Linked DNA regions of Homo sapiens: region 1 is linked to region 2. Evidence: chromatin loops called from intact Hi-C (ENCODE). Cell type or tissue: left lung. All regions are shown on one strand. Each heading gives the region's core, and the rest is flanking DNA. Links, peaks and the distances in the headings are about the cores only.

Region 1 (8,582 bases), core at 114-8,113, 230 kb after region 2:
GTGTACATTTTTTTTCCTGAGGGACTTACTGGATGGTCCCTTCCAGAGTGAGGTACACATATCCACGCACTGTGGTCAGCGATTGCTCCCGGCACCCAGCGCAGCAGATGGGTGGGTCTAACCAGGTCACTTCCCCAGGAGGGCATAATTGAGCAGTTTCCGCATCAGGTCCACGTGGGCCAGCAGCATGCGGCAGGCAGCGGCTGTGGCGCTTCAGGCCCAGGGCGTCCCCATCAGCGTACTTGGACTGCAGCAGCCCCAGGTAGGCCTCCCACGTGTTGCCCACAGTCTTGCTGCAGGTGAAGCAGCGCACACAACTCCTGAGCTCAAGCGGTCCTCCTGTGTCAGCTTCCCAAAGTGCTGGCATGAGCCACTACGCCTGGCCTGATATATATATATATATATATATGTTTTTTTTTTTTGAGACGGAATTTCACTCGTTGCCCAGGCTGGAGTGCAATGGTGTGATCTCAGCTCACCACAACCTCTGCCTCCTGGGTTCAAGCGATTCTCCTGCCTCAGCCTCTTGAGTAGCTGGGATTACAGGCATGTGCCACCATGTCCGGCTAATATTTTTGTATTTTTAGTAGAGACGGGGTTTCTCCATGTTGGTCAGGCTGGTCTTGAACTCCCGACCTCAGGTGATCCGCCCGCTTCGGCCTCCCAAAGTGCTGGGATTACAGGCGCGAGCCACCACACCAGGCCCGCGTGATGTATATTTTAAGACCTCTTTTGCTGGTGGAGGACAGGCTTTGTGTGAGGGGGAGGGATAAACAGTGGGAGCAAGGGGGCCAATTAGAAGGGTGTTGGGGAGGCTCAGGGGAGATGGTGGCTCAGGATGATGGGCTGGGTTTGGACAGGGTGTGGAGGGGCTTGCAGGTGGATGGTGGAGGAGTGTAACGAAGGTTTCTGGGTGAGCCCTGGAGGGAACAGATGAGATCACGCCATTGCATAATAAGGTGTTCCTTACTGTGGGGTAGCGGACCAGGCAGGGAACAACCTGGGAGGAATCAAATTTTATTTTGGACATGTTACTTCTGAAAGGCTAACAGACTTCCAGGCAGAAAGGTCCTTGAGGGAAACGTTCTAGGGGTCTCTCTGGGAGGCTTAGATCAAGGAGCTGAGACCAAAAGGAGAATGGGAGGGAGGAGACGAGTACAATAGAGTTGGAGCCAAGGTCCTAGAGGCGGATAGGTGGATTCCTGAGGGAGGAGGAAGGGGCTGAGGTTGCTGGAGCCTGGCAGCTTCTTCCGGAGCCATTGGCAGGACTGATGCAAACAGCTCTGGGTGGGAAGAGGGAACCAGGATATCCTCCTGTGTCCTTCCTTTTCTGCAGTCATCCTGGGTGGCTGCCAGATGGAATTCCTTGGATATCATTGCTTGGAGGTCCCCTGCATGCCTGAAGAAGGACATGGTGGAGAGCAGGATGCCTGGATCCCATGGGGGAAGGGAAGTGCCCAGGAAAGCACGAAGCCCCAGGGGGAGCTTTCAGTGCGGGGGTGAGTGGGGAGGCTGGGGTAGTAGCTGACACTGTCCCAGCTGCATCCCAGGTTTGAAAAGCACCTCCTCCCTCAGCGCAGGCATCCTGCCTCCCAACCCTGTAATTACGGTGCTTCCCAACGCCCATCGCGTGGTTTGCTCCCATTCTTTGGCTTCCAATAGTTGCAAGGGATGAAGGTGGACATCTCTGTGATTACGGAGATGCCAAGTGGGTATTGACTGCTCCAGGATGTGGATGGAGGGTGTGAAAACCAGGGTGGGGTGACGCAGGCTCTGGGTCATGATAGGGAGAGCAGGCAGCTGGGTCCTGGGCTGGAGGACTAAAATAAGGGACGCCACCTTCAGGGGTGACACATCAGCCCAGGCCTTCCCAACGGGTTTGACCAGTTCTGTTCTGATGGTATTCCTGTGCCACTGGGCTGGTCCCTCCTCCACTCCTCCCCTATAAAGCCTCTTGGGGTTCCCAGGCACCCAGACTCAGCCCACCCCAGCTTTGGGGGCCAGTACATAGCCATGATCCTCAACTGGAAGCTCCTGGGGATCCTGGTCCTTTGCCTGCACACCAGAGGTGAGGTGGGAACAGAGGCAGGGACTGCAGTTTGGGGTGATGAGGGATACTCAAGATGGCGGAGGTGAACTGGACGCATGGGGTTGGGGACAGGAATTCAGGGGACGCAGAAGGTGCATCTGGCTCACCAGAAATGGCTTTCTGGACACATTGGGTGGGGGACATGGTGCAGAAGGTGCATTTGGCTCTCACCAGAAATGGTTTGCTGGCTCCATGTGGCAAAGTCGGTCAGGATTAACGTGGGGGGGACGAGTTTCCTCGGAGCTGGGATCTGTGTTAAGGAGCTGGGGTCCTTGTAAAGCTGGGGTCTGTGTGCCTGGGGGCCAAGGTGTAACCCACTTTGGGTTGCAGGTTGGCCTGAGGACAAAGCTAGTGGGGTACCCCAACCAGGGGTGGATGGAGCTTATTTGGAGAAGTCTGGTCAGTTTAAAGTGGGTCAAGTGAACGGTTCAGATCCATCGGGGGTAGGGGTTCATGACATTTTACCATCAGTTAAGTATTTACAAACCTACCGAGAGCTCTTTGAGAGTGACTTTTTTGGTCTGTTTGTGGGTCAGTTCAGGCTGCGTCCATCCAGACAGGCTCCTCCTCCTGGGGCTGGGGCTGGGTGGGGCTGGGGAGAGAAGCCCTCACCACCTCTTACCTTTCTCCTTCCTCCTTTACAGGCATCTCAGGCAGCGAGGGCCACCCCTCTCACCCACCCGCAGAGGACCGAGAGGAGGCAGGCTCCCCAACATTGCCTCAGGGCCCCCCAGTCCCCGGTGACCCTTGGCCAGGGGCACCCCCTCTCTTTGAAGATCCTCCGCCTACCCGCCCCAGTCGTCCCTGGAGAGACCTGCCTGAAACTGGAGTCTGGCTCCCTGAACCGCCTAGAACGGATCCTCCTCAACCTCCCCGGCCTGACGACCCTTGGCCGGCAGGACCCCAGCCCCCAGAAAACCCCTGGCCTCCTGCCCCTGAGGTGGACAACCGACCTCAGGAGGAGCCAGACCTAGACCCACCCCGGGAAGAGTACAGATAATGGAGTCCCCTCAGCCGTTCTGTTCCCAGGCATCTCCAGGCACCCACGCCCTCTCCACCCTCTGATTCCCCGTGAATTCTTCCCAATTTAGCCTGTCTCCTTAAACCTCTTCCTCATTCCCTCGGTTTTATTCTGAACCCGTAAGGTGGTGTTCTCAATATTTCCTGTCCCCTCCTGAGATCCATACTTAGTCCTCACATCGCCCGTTTTTTCCTCTGACAGCCTAAGCCTACTCTCCTACCTCGCCTCCAGGCCTCGGCCGCACCTACCTCCCACCCGGTCTTCCTGCCCGCGCGATCGCTGGGGCAGGGCTATGGTACTGTGTTCCCTTCTGCCACCTGGTGGCCGGCGGCAGGAACTATCAGTAGACAGCTGCTGCTTCCATGAAACGGAAAAATAAAAATCATGTTTTCTTAATTCTGAATCTAGGCTGCTGCTTTAACTAACACTTAGGGTCTTTTTTATTTATTTTTATTTATTTGTTTTTTTCTTTTTTTGAGACGAAGTCTCGCTCTGTCGCCCAGGCTGGAGTACAGTGGCACGATCTCGGCTCACTGCAAGCTCCGCCTCCCGGGTTCACGCTATTCTGCCTCAGCCTCCCGAGTAGCTGGGACTACAGGCGCCCGCCACCACGCCAGGCTAATTTTTTGTATTTTTTAGTAGAGGCGGGGTTTCACCGTGTTAGCCAGAGTGGTCTCGATCTCCTGACCTCGTGATCTGCCCGCCTGGGCCTCCCAAAGTGCTGGGATTACACGCGTGAGCCACAGCGCCCGGCCTCTTTCTTCTTTTTCTTTCTTTTTTTTTTAGACGGAGTCTCACTCTATGCCCAGGCTGGAGTGCAATGGCACGATCTCGGCTCACTGCAACCTCCGCCTCCCGGGTTCAAGCCATTCTCCTGCCTCAGCCTTCTGAGTAGCTGGGATTACAGGTGCGCACCACCATGCCCGGCTAATTTTTGTATTTTAGTAGAGATGGGGTTTCACCATGTTGGCCAGGCTGGTCTCGAACTCCTGACATCGTGATCTGCCCACCTCGGCCTCCCAAAGGGCTGGGATTACAGGCGTGAGCCACCGTGCCCGGCCAACACTTATGTTTTTGACTATTAGGATGCCCTCTTCACAGTCCTAAACTTACGGAGACCTGGAAGTAACTTGAGTTCCTATCTTGCCCATGTCCAGCATGTAAGGCTCTGGGGCTTAGCAGGAGGAGGGTTGGAAATGTCACTATGCAAGTCACAATAACATTCAGGCCCACATTTCTCCCTTTCTGAGAACACTATATTAAAGAATGGGAAGGCAAGTTTCATCTCTGTTTAATGGCCTATGGCTTGGATACCCCTAGTGGTATATGCAAACCTTCCCAGGGGTGTGTCGGCAGGACCAGTTTTAAGGGAATCAGTTTCCAGATTAATATGTGCCCCCCGCTAGAATGAATCTCCTGCTTGTCCTGGGCCTGACCAGAGTGCCCTTCCCAGAGCCGCCAAAGGTCAATAGGAAACAAATCAACCTTTCCCATCTCATTAAGAGATTCATTTTCTTTCTTTTCTTTTTTTTTTTTTTTGAGACGTATTATCTCTCTGTCGCCCAGGCTGGAGTGCAGTGGCACGACAGATATCAGCTCACTGCAACCTTCGCCTCCTGGATTCAAGTGATTCTCCTGCCTCAACCTCCCGAGTAGCTGGGATTACAGGTGTGTGCCACCACACCCAGATAAGTTTTCTATTTTTAGTAGAGATGGGATTTTGCCATGTTGGCCAGGCTGGTCTCGAATTCCTGATCTCATGGGATCTGCTTGCCCTGGCCTCCCAAAGTGCTAGGATTACAGGTGTAAACCACCACGCCTGGCCAAGAGATGCATTTTCAATAAGTTACTTTTCATGTCTTTTTGTGTGTTTGTTTGAGACAGGGTCTCCATCTGTCATCCAGGCTGGAGTGCAGTGGCACGATCATGGCTCGTATAGCTTCAACCTCCTGGGCTCAAGCAATCCTCCTATCTCAGCCTCTGGCGTAGCTGAGACTACAGGTGCACCACCCCTGACTAATTTTTTGTATTTGTTTAGTTTAGTTTTGTTTTGTTTTTAGAGATGGGGTTTTACCGTGTTGCCCGGGCTTGTCTCAAACTCCGGAGCTCAAGTGATCGGCCCATCTTGGCCTCCCAAAGTGCTGAGATTACAGGCACGAGCCACCGCGCCTGACCAACTTTTTATGTTTAATCCTTGTGAATATTCCTAGTTTTGGTTAACTGCAATAATTGCAATACAAATAGAATAACTGTTTCTAACACTTGTTCAAGGGCTTGTTCACGTATTTTTTAAAAGGATGCTAACAGATATGAAAGTTCTATGGCATTATATTCAATTTGCTACACTTAGAGTGACGTGCAGTCTCCGACAGACTGAGCACAACAAATTGTTTTTAATTTTAAAAACTGACATGGCCAGGCATGGTGGCTCACGCCTGTAATCCCAGCATTTGGGAGGCTGAGGTAGGCAGATCACTTGAGGTCAGCAATTCAAGACCAGCCTGGACAATGGTGAAACTCTGTCTCTACTAAAAATACAAAAAACTTAGCTGGGCATCCCAGCTACTCGGGAAGCTAGGGCATGAGAATTGCTTGAACCTGGGAGGCAGAGGTTGCAGTGAGCCGAGATCGCACCACTGCACTCCAGCCTGGGAGACAGAGTGAGACTCCATCTCAAAAATAATAAATAAATAAATAAATACATAAATAGTGATGTGATTTTTAACATGTATTTGCAATTCCTTGAAAAGCATACCCTTTGGAATGCTATTAAATTATTACAAATGTTAAATGTTGACTTAAAAATGTGCAAGGGGCTGGGCAAGGTGGCTCATGCCTGTAATACCAGCACTTCGGGAGGCCGAATCGGGTGGATTGCTTGTGGCCAGGAGTTTGAGACCAGCCTAGGCAACATGGCAAAACTGTTTCTACAGAAAATTTAAGAAATTAGCCAGATGTGGTGGCCCGCACCTGTAGTCCCAGCTACTCAGGAGGCTGAGGTGGGAAGATTGCTTGACCCTGGGAGGTTGAGGCTATAGTGAGCCAAGATGGCACCACTGCACTCCAGTCTGGGCAACAGAGTGAGACCGTGTCTCAAAACAATACAAATGTGCAAGGGACATAGTTTTTCAAAATCCTTTAAAGAGGCAATCAGGTTAGAAGGACAGGAGCTCAGAGATCCCAATGGTCTACTGTCAATCAAGTATCCGACCAGGGTTAGGGATGAAGAGGGGTTAAAAGAAACTGAGGTTGCATAACCTTAAATTTCACCACTTAGAACCCAGTTTGCTTATGTGGTAACTCTCATTAAAAACTACATATGAGAGGCCAGGCGCGGTGGCTCACGCCTGTAATCCCAGCACTTCGGGAGGCCAAGGCGGGCGAATCACGAGGTCAGGAGATCGAGACCATCCTGGCTAACATGGTGAAACCCAGTCTCTACTAAAAAATACAAAAAAAATTAGCCGGGCATGGTGGCCGGCGCCTGTAGTCCCAGCTACTCGGGAGGCTGAGACAGGAGAATGGCGTGAACCTGGGAGGTGGAGCTTGCAGTGAGCCGAGATCGTGCCACTGCACTCCAGCCTGGGCGACAGAGCGAGACTCCATCTCAAAAAAACAAACAAATAAAAAACCAAAAAACTACACATGAGATCAGGCGTGGTGGCTCACACCTGTAATCCTAGCACTTTGGGAGGCTGAGGCGGGTGGATTACCTGAGGTCAGGAGTTCGAGACCAGCCTCACCAACATGGTGAATCCCTGTCTCTACTAAAAATACAAAAAAATTAGCTGGGCATGGTGGCGGGCGCCTGTAATCCCAGCTTCTCAGGAGGCTGAGGCAGGAGAATCCATTGAACCTGGGAGGCAGAGGTTGCGGTGAGCCAAGATCGTGCCACTGCACTGCAGCCTGGGCGACAGAGCAAGACCCCATCTCAGAAAACAAAAAACAAAAAAAAACTACATGTGGTCCGAATGAAACAAAACTAAGCTTAGGGTTTAGGAATAATCTGAGAACACATAAGAATTGTAGGTTGAGCCTAGTAGAATTAAATAGGCCCCAAGCTGGACTGGATTCACCCATTCATTCATTCATTATCTTACTTCCTCAATGTGTCCACGAATGCCGGGTGCCATGGGAGAATATAAGAATATAAATAATAAAAATATGTAGTTTCTACTCAGAACTTAAAATTGAGAGAGACAGAATTTACAGGCAAGTTTAAATAACATCAAAGACAGTAAAAATGCATATTTCCTAATAATGACATGAGCGAGCGCCAACGTAATAGCCTTGGCAGTAAACGCCGTGAGTTCAGAAGAGTCACGGTGAGCTGGACTAGTCAGGGGAGGCTTCTGGGAGGAGGGCCCGGAGCGGGACCTGAGAGAAGAACAGGCAGTGTGTCTGGAGGATGGACCAGGAAGGGCAGACCCGGAGCCTCATACAGGGTGCAGGTACAAAAGCTGCCCCCAGGTGATGAGCTCTCGTGGCCAGAACCACCAGCTCTAGGGACCAGCCCTTGCGCGTATGTGCATCAGCCTTCGTGTGTGCTGTTCCCTATGTCTGGAATGGCCGTCCTCTCCCAAACCAGCTGCATTTCTCCTCAGGGATGCCTCTGCCTACACCACTCCTTCCCGCACCCCACCCGACCCCCAACGCCCTTCACCCCAGTCACCCTATGGCAATGATTTATTCATGTCTGTCTTCCCTTCCCAGGCCATGAACCTTGTGGGGCAGGGACTGTGTTCTACGCATTTCTTCTTGAACCCCTTTACCATTTTTGTGCCTACGGACTCCCAGAGTGCTAAATCACTCCCAACAGCCCCGCCTATGCCTCTGCCGGGACCTTTTCCAGGGGCAGAGAGCTGGAAGCACTTGGAAATTTTTCTCTCCCACATCCTCACATGCCACCACCCTCCCACTCCCCCAGCCCGCCCCCAGACCTTAACCAACGGTGGACAAATATGAAGGTGTCAGTACCCCAGCCCTCCATGAGACTTAGCTTGGTTCCACTCATGTGCTTGGGTCCCACTTTCCCACTCCCTTTCCACTCCTCCCCACCCTCATTACTTTTTTTTTTTTTTAAGACAGGGTCTCACTCTGTCACCCAGGCTAAAGTGCAGTGGCACAATCATAACTCATTGCAGTCTCAACCTCCTGGGCTCAAGTGGTCCTCCTGCCTCAGCCTTCTGAGTAGCTGGTACTATAGATGCACTCCACTCACTGGGCTAATTTTTTAATTTCTTGCAGAAATGATGTCTTGCCATGTTGCCCAGGCTGGTCTGGAACTCCTGGACTCAAGCAATCTTCCTGCCTTGGCCTCCCAAAGCACTGGGATTACAGGTGTGAGCCATCATGCCCAGTCCCCTCATTACTTTTATTTATTTATTTATTTATTTATTCAATTTTTGAGACGGAGTCTCCCTCTCGTTGCCCAGACTGGAATGCAGTGGTGTGATCTCAGCCCACTGCAAT
Region 2 (8,529 bases), core at 476-8,475:
TTTGTAGCAATTGTGAATAGAAGTTTATTCACGATTTGACTCTGCTTGTCTATTGTTGGTGTATAGGAATGCTTATGGCTTCTGCACACTGATTTTGTACCCTGAGACTTAACTGAAGTTGCCTTTCAGCTTAAGAAGCTTTTCAGCCGAAACAATAGGGTTTTCTAGATATAGGATCATGTCACTTGCAAACAAAGACAATTTGACTTCCTCTCTTCCTATTTGAATATCCTTTCTTTCTCTTACCTGATTGTCCTGGCCAGAACTTCCAATACTATGTTGAACAGGAATAGTGAGAGAAGGCATCCTCGCCTTGTGCTGGTGTTAAAGGGGGATGCTTCCAGCTTTTGCCCATTCAGTATGATATTGGTTGTGGGTTTGTCATAGATGACTTTTATTATTTTGAGGTATGTTCCTTCAATACCTAGTTTATTGAGAGTTTAAAAATATGGAATGCTTCATGAATTTGCATGTCACCCTTGTGCAGGGGCCGTGCTGATCTTCTCTGTATCATTCCTATTTTAATATATGTGCTGCCAAAGCGAGTACTGATCACAAGTTCTTAGAAGTGGAGATAACTGAAGAAATGTGGGTGAGATGGAGTGTTGAATTTCATCTGCAGTAATTTCTGCATCTAATAAAATGTCATTATCTCCGTCTTTTATTCTTTAATTAAGTGGTAAAATGCATTACAGATTTGAAGTTTAAATATTCTTGTATTCTGGGGATGAATAACCTGGGCAGGATATTTAATTTATTTATAGCTCATTGGTGGACACAATCTAGTATTATTTTTCTCAGTATTTTTACCTCTAATTGCTTAGAAGTGATTATCTTATCATGCTTTTCTCTTATGTATTCCCTAGCTGGCTTTAGAATCAATGTTATTTATACATAAACAATAATGAGTTTACTGGCTTTCTCTATGTTTCCTCATTCTCTTGAATATTACGTATAAGTTCAGTAACCTTCTTCAAAGTTTTGGTAGAACTTATGTGTAAAACAGTCTGGATATGCCTGAACGGAAAAAAAGTTTTACAACTGTTTTAACTTCTTTACTTGTAGTAAGTTCTCCCCATTGCCATAATCTTGTTCATAGTCTCAAAATTATTTAAACCTCTACTATATCTTTAGTGGCATATTTATCTATCATAATGTTATTTTATTCTTAATTACCACTGCCTGTTTTATTTCTCCGTCAAAAAAACAGCTGCTTTTGGTGGGCTGGGCCCTCAGCAGTGGCAGCTGCCAGCTCAGCCTTGGTGAGTGGCGACGCAATTGCTGTGCCCATGTAGTGTCCATCACAGCCACCATGGCCACTTTGTGCAGGGACTCCATGAGCAAGGCCTGTGTGGCTGAGTGGCATCGTCCATCAAGCCATCTCACCCACCTGGTTACAGGGAGCCCCATCCCCTTAAAGACCCTCTGGTAGGCATCCACACACAACCACTATCGTCACACACTCGGCCTATAGCAAGAGGTCTATGCGTACCTCTCTCCTCTACCTCCCAGTTTTCCAACTCTATTTTCCTCGTTTGTGACTGGCCAGCCAAGCCATGAGCGACTGCCCATGACTCGTTCATTCATGCGCTATTGGACATCATTTCACACCCCCCACCTCCTATGGGTTTGTTTGGGTTTGATCCCTAGTTCCTGGCTCGAGAGCCATTTCCAAAGCTGTTCTGGTGTCAGCTCCCAAACCTACTGCTCTTGTTGTAGATTTTCCTCTTTATATGTATTTGTTTCCTGGAATTAAAAACAATTGCACTAATTTTTTCAATCCAGCATTTCCAAGGATGTGCAGTAGGAGCGATTCTTCTTAGCGTAGATAGAATTGCTTCAAAACATCAGCAAAGTATATTTGAGTGAAGGACAGCATGCGTGGAGAAAGAAGGACAATCCACAAGTGGGCAGTGGAGTTTCACATAGTGAACACTCAGGTAAACAACACCCACATCAAAGTACACCAATCACAGCCTCCCAGAAACATCACTGGATCTTACTCAGTCACAAACCACCCTCCCCAACCCTAGAGTAGCCACTCCTGATTTCTAACACAGATAAGTTCTGCCAGTTCCAGTTGAATGGCATTATACAGTCACCATCATGCTCCTGGGTCTCATCATCCTGCTGTGTGTGGTCATAGCCTATTCACTCCCATGGCTGTCCAATGCTCCACTTTATAAATAGCTCACATTTCTTGTCCCTTTGCTGTTGATAGACAATTGTGTTATATCCAGATTTTACAAATCGTGATGCTATGAATAATATTTTCATATATTTTGGCACACACATACATGCATTTCTATTGGTTGATAACTAAGACTGCTATTGCTGGGTCATAGGTGAGTAGATGCTTGGCTTAGTCTCTCAAAAAGCAAGTTTCTAGTAGTAAACAAACAGTACAGGAGGGTGAATCTCTTACTTAGAAATTATTCAGATAATAAATGAGGAAGGAATGAGAGACTGAGACTATAATAACTCTTTTGCAACCCATCAAGAATTAACAGATTTAACCATTGAACAGCAATGGCGATTAACAACACAATAAAAAAAACTAATGTGAGGTTCTTCCTCTTGATGGAAGAACACAATACAGCACCATCAAACAAATACAAGTGAGAAAGAAATCAAGCCTGAATAGAAGCTAACCTCCATAGCCAATTACCAATTTAGAGGCAATACAGATAATAAAAACACATATTCAAACAATGGCTTGGGGAGCAATCAGCAAAATGCACACTATGGGAAGTTCTACCACACAATATAAATTTCAAGAAAGAATCTATAGAATAAAAGAGAACAAAAGCATATTTCTAAAGGTAAAACTAAATCATAGTTTTGGATGATAAAAATATAAAATAGAACAAAGAAGTTATGATCGTAAAAGTCAGGATGTATTTTTATTTGGGGGAGGAAAGAGTTTATTGCTGAGCTGGGGCAAATGATGGGGCTTCTGGTTTGCTCCGCAAACGTCTATCCTTGGTGGTTAATGGGTGTTTACTTTTTATTAAAGGACACAAATTTTAGACCTTCTTTTTTTCCTTTTGGAGTCCTAGATTTTATTTTATGACACAAAGGCTAATGAAAAAATAATTTATAGAGTATGGTTACTGTTTTGCACGAAGCCCCCTCCCCATCTTCCCTCTGAGCACCCAGGACAACCAGCAGCCCCAGGACCCCCAGAAGGGGTGACCTCACTTCTAGGTGTGCATGCAGCTCACATCACCAGAGGCAATATGCAGGTCTACTCCTGGACTCCTGGAAGAACCTGATAGGACACAGCTGAAGGGAAGCCTTCCCTGCCATCTGCAGGCTCTTGGCCATCAGTGTAGAGGGAGCGGGTCCTCACCTCTCCACAGGCGCCTTCACGGCCAGAGCCTCCTCTCTGCATGGGGAGTAAGGCCTGGCCCTTCCCCTGAACACGGTGACATGGATCTCGCCAAAGGTGGAGATAACACCATTCCTCCCCCACCAACCTCACGCTTCTTTTGCTTTACAGGAAGATTGACGCAGGCTGGTGTCCAGTGAAGAAATGCGTGGTGCGTAGGAAGGAGAGGTGGATCTCAGGGCTGTGCGTGATCTGCAAAGGAAGCGCATCGACCACCAGGTGGCGCTGCTGCGCTGCTTCTGCTCCCTGGAGGTGGATGCCCAGGACGAGCTTTGAGGTGGAGAGAGGGATGTCATGGCTCATCCTCCAGTTTCCAAGTAAAAACCTTCCGGCCAATCTTGGCCGCGCGTCCTGGTGTAGCGAGCGGGCTTGGAGGAGCTCACCGCTGCTGTCATGGTTCGTTTGCTAAACTGCATCGTCGCTGTGTCTCAGAACATGGGCATCGGCAAGAACGGGGACCTGCCCTGACCGCCGCTCAGGAATGAATTTAGGTATTTCCAGAGAATGACACAATCTCTTCAGTAGAAGGTAAACAGAATCTGGTGATTTTGTGTAGGAAGACCTGGTTCTCCATTCCTGGGAAGAATCGACCTTCAAAGGATAGAATTAATTTAGTTCTCAGCAGAGAACTCAAGGAACCTCCACAACGAGCTCATTTTCTTGCCAGAAGTCTGGTTGAGATCTTAAAACTTACTTAACAACCAGAATTAGCAAATAGAGTAGACATGATTTGGATAGTTGGTGGCAGTTCTGTTTATAAGGAAGCCATGAGTCGCCCAGGCCATCTTAAACTATTTGTGACAAAGATCATGCAGGACTTTGAAAGTGACACGTTTTTTCCAGAAATTGATTTGGAGAAATATAAAATTCTGCCAGAATATCCAGGCGTTCTCTCGGATGTATTAAGTACAAATTTCAAGTATATGAGAAGAATGATTAATATGAAGGTGTTTTCTGGTTTATTTTAAGTTGTTCCCCCTCCCTCTGAAAAAAAGTTTATATTTTTACATTAGAAAAAAAGACTTTTGTTGACTTTAGATCTTTGGATAATTATTTCTAAGCAACATGTTTTTACTCCCCACTAATCTTGACTATATCAGATACCACTTATGAAATATTCTTGCTATAATTAAGTGCCTCTCCAAGACCCTGACTGAGTCCCCAGCACCTGCTACAGTGAGCTGCCATTCCACACCCATCGCATATGGGACTCTTGCCAGTCCTTGACATTGTCGGGCTTTTCAAATGTTGGTAGTATTTCTTAAAGATGAAGATGCACATACCCTCCAACTGAGAAGTTTCACTAGTGGGAAATACCGAAAGCTCCTTACGTGTATACCCAGAGGTTTGCACGCAAATGTTGCAGCCTTGTTTGTAACAGTGAAAAATTGAAAACAACCTGGAAGTCCAGTGATGGGAAAATGAATATATTTCTGTCTTTTGGGGAACCCAAAGCAGGTTCCAAGACTGCAATTTCAGTGAAAGCAGTTTATTTTCTAGGTCTTACCAGAAATCATCAATTGAGGTACGGAGAAATGGAACTGAGAAGGTAAGAAAACCAGTTTAAAGCCAGTGAGCAGGTTCTCACTGGTAACAAACTCCATACTGCTGAGATACAGGGAAACGGAGGGGAGAAAGCTGGCATATTGATCCCCCACTCCTTGGTTGTCAGCTCCCTGTCCTGTGTGTGGGCAGAATGTACTCCAGCTGCTCTATAGCAAGTCCCAGGTGTTTGCAGTAAGAAGCTGCTGGCATGCATGTGAACAGTGAATGGCAAACACTTAAAGCAATTTCATGTTTAAGTATATAAGCTCTTCATATCTTTTTTTTTTTTTTGACAGAGTTTCGCTCTTGTTACCCTGACGGAGTGCAATGGCACAACTTCAGCTCACTGCAACCTCTGACTTCCCAGGTTCAAATGATTCTCCTGCCTCAGGCTCCCATGTAGCTGGGACTACAGGCACGTGCCACGACGCCTGGCTAATTTTGTGTTTTTGGTGAAGACGGGGTTTCACAATGTTGGTCAGGCTGGTCTCAAACTCCTGACCTAAAGTGATCCGCCTGCCTCGGCCTCCCAAAGTGCTGGGATTATAGGCTTGAGCCACCCCAGATCTTTATTCTTTTTATGTAGTAAAAAGTATAAAGCCACGCATGGTTTATTTGAAATATTTTATGTTTTAAAAAAATACAGAAGCAGGAAAACCAATTCTAAGTTCAAGTGAGGGATGATGGTAGTTTGAACCAAAGGGTTGCATGTAGTAAGAAACTGTGATTTAAGATATATTTTAAAGTCAGAAGTAGCAGGATATTCTGATGGAGTTTGCCCTGGGTTTGGGCCCACTGAGTTTGAGATGCCTTTGAGAAATGAAGAAAGTAGAGAGAGAATAAAAGAAAAACTGGCCAGGCACAGTGGCTCATGCCTGTAATACAGTGGCTCAGCATTTTGGGAGGCAGAGACAGGCAGATACCTTGAGATCAGCTTGGGCAACATGGTGAAGCCCCATCTCTACAAAAAATACAAAAGTTAGCTGGGCATTGTGGCGCACACCTGTAGTCCCATCTACTCAGGGAGCTGAGATGGAAGGATCAATTGAGCCTGCGAGTTCGAGGCTGCAGTGAGTTGTGATTGTGCCACTGCACTCCAGCCTGGGTGACAGAAGAGACCTTGTCTCGAAAAAGAAGCTGAAAACAATGGAACCATGCCTTCAGAATTCCAGAAAGAAAGTTATTTTCAACGAATAAATCTATATTCAGCCAAATAATCAAGGGTGAAGGTAAAATAATACATTTTTAGGCAAGCAAAGACTCAGGGGTTACCTCCATGTATCTTTTGTTGGGAAACTATTGGAGAAAATACTCCAGCAAAATGAAGGAGTAGACAAACCAGAGAATGACATGGATCCAGCAAATAGGATCCAACACAGGAAATATTCCAGCTATGGAGCTGGCTTTAAAAAGAAACAGTAAAAATATTAATAGGTTAGCTGGGTGGAATGGCCCATGCCTGTAGTTCCAGCTACTCAGGAGGCTAAGCAAAGAGGTTGGCTTGAGCCCAAGATTTCCAGACCAGCCTGGCCACCATAGTAAGATTCCCTTCTCTTAAAAATAATAATAGGTTATGGCCAGATTTGGGGCATTTGGAAAGTAGTTCATTGAAGATAAAGCAAAAGTTAAAAAAAAAAAACAAGGGGGAAGGGTGGTTAGGCAATCATTAATTCTAGGGCAGAAGGAAGCACAAGGCAGGAAGCAAGAGCATAATACTCTGTTTTTCTCAACAATGAGCAATATGTACATACTCATAATGATGTGGTGACTACTTAGCCCCTAAATCTGGTAACTACTTTGGGACAATATGGGGGGAAAAGTGAAGGTAGTGATGGTGTAAGAGCTAAATCCTCATCTGTCATATCAAGAAATTACTATAGAATGTATAAAATAATCAAGAAATGACTAAGTAGTTATGTGAGAAAAAAATAGAAGACATTGCTAAAAGAGTTAAAAGTCATTGCTCTGGAGAATTAGGAGGGATGGGGCAGGGGACTGTTAGGATGCATTATAAACTGAAGAGGCTTTTTAAAATTACATGTATTAATATATGCACCCACTTGAAAAACTAAAAAAATAATAATTTGGAAAAACCCATGAAGGTAACTACCAGGAGGAAAAACTAAGAGAATGAAAAGTGTTTGCCTCTCGAGAGAACAACTGGCAGGACTGTTGTTTTCATTGTAAGACTTTTGGAGCCATTTGATTTTACTTAACCATTTTCATGTATTCCTTTAATAAAAACAACTCTATCATAATAAAAAGTCACACTTGTTCATAGAAAACAAACAAACAAACAAACAAACAAACAAAAAAACCTTCCTGCCCAGCCCATCTCATTCTCCCTGAATCCTCAGTGCTAATGAGGACTGTCTCCTTCTCACCTGCCTGGACTGGGCTTTTTAACACTGGAAAGTGGATGTGATTTCTAGTTTCAGCAGGTCCTGGTTTATTGTGCTGCCAGTAAAATAAAATCAAAATACACACTGAATAAATAATAAATAAAATAACCCATGGTGAGCAAAGGTTTACAATGTTTGTTGTTGTTGTTGTTGTTTGAGTCAAGATCCCACTCTGTGGTCTGGGCTGGAGTCCAGTGATGCGATCACAGCTCACTACAGACTTGAATCCATAAGCCCAAGGGATCTTCCCATCTCAGCCTCCCCAATACCTGGGAATGCAAGTGCCCACCACCGTGCCCAGCTAAGTTTACTTATTTTTATATCTTTTAGAGACGAGGTTCTCACAATGTTGTTCAAGCTGGTCTCCAACTCCTGATCTCAAGCAATCCTCTTGCCTTAGCGTCCTGAATTGCTGGGATTACAGGGGTGAGCTGTCATGCCCAGCTTGTAATGTACTGACACCTTCAAGATTTCCTTCTCCAAGTGTGGACACAGCAGCAGACGCCCCTTGTCTCTTGGGTCAGGACACTGGGTAGAGTGGAAGAGCAAGACAACAAAGTCACTGCAGAAAGCATACATGTGGAAGAGGTCCAGCAGGGAGGGCCAGCTGTCCCAGGGACACCATATTTAGGGATAACTCCTCTTTCTGGGCAGGACTGTTCTTTGATTACTTTTATATTCACGATAGTTCTGAAATCGTAGGATGATGATACTCAAGACTGGCTAGGATTTGTTTTCAAAAAACCATCTCCGAGACTTGTCGATCTTTTGAATGGTTTTTAGTGTCACAATTTCCTTCAGAACTTAACTCATTCTTAACATTTCACAGACTACTTTCAGTTAATAATGTACTAGTGCCCATAAATATAGAAATATTGCAACCATTTATCCTCTATAAAATGTCCATCTTTTATGGTATAGATATTATATGTAATATATCTATATAGGTTGTAAGTCCCACGATAAAAAACTTTTTCTTATCTTTAAACAGTTCTATGTATATAAAGTAAGAATAAATGAGGAGAGCAAGATAGCCTTTTGCACTTAGCTCAATATTTACCATTTTTGATCATCTTCATCTTTTTTGATAATCTCATTTTCCACCTGGTATCATTTGCCTCTAGTCTGAAGAATTTTCTTTACCAATTGTAATTGTACAGATCTGCTGGTGACAAATTCTTTTAATTTTCT

Evidence for each region. A loop is a pair of places that touch in the nucleus more often than their neighbours do. Peaks named below come from ENCODE experiments on the same cell type or tissue, not always from the same donor. Only the 100,000 strongest peaks of a DNase experiment are listed, where the experiment ranks them.
Region 1: it touches region 2 in a loop (7-fold over the local background); 105 of 110 quality-filtered maps call a loop at or near these places.

The regions. Positions count from the first base shown.
Region 1 is chr6:31,132,458-31,141,039 of GRCh38, reverse strand. PSORS1C1 (psoriasis susceptibility 1 candidate 1) reads right to left here. Exons shown (of 6, transcript NM_014068.3): 4 at 2,581-2,610; 5 at 2,261-2,384; 6 at 948-1,399. The coding sequence ends at 1,108. It overlaps PSORS1C2 (psoriasis susceptibility 1 candidate 2), which reads left to right and starts at 1,974. Exons shown (of 2, transcript NM_014069.3): 1 at 1,974-2,068; 2 at 2,734-3,506. The coding sequence starts at 2,014. The coding sequence ends at 3,089. It also overlaps the pseudogene POLR2LP1. RefSeq lists an enhancer at 2,474-3,454. In left lung, for the core only: CTCF peaks have their summits at 3,244 and 3,446 (motif pointing left); a DNase peak (open chromatin) is centred at 3,399.
Region 2 is chr6:31,362,154-31,370,682 of GRCh38, reverse strand. It overlaps the pseudogene DHFRP2 and the pseudogene RNU6-283P. Among named protein-coding and RNA genes, the nearest start is that of HLA-B, 9.2 kb to the right of the region's middle. In left lung, for the core only: a CTCF peak has its summit at 3,581 (motif pointing right); a DNase peak (open chromatin) is centred at 3,612; H3K4me3 peaks cover 442 bases; H3K27me3 peaks cover 884 bases.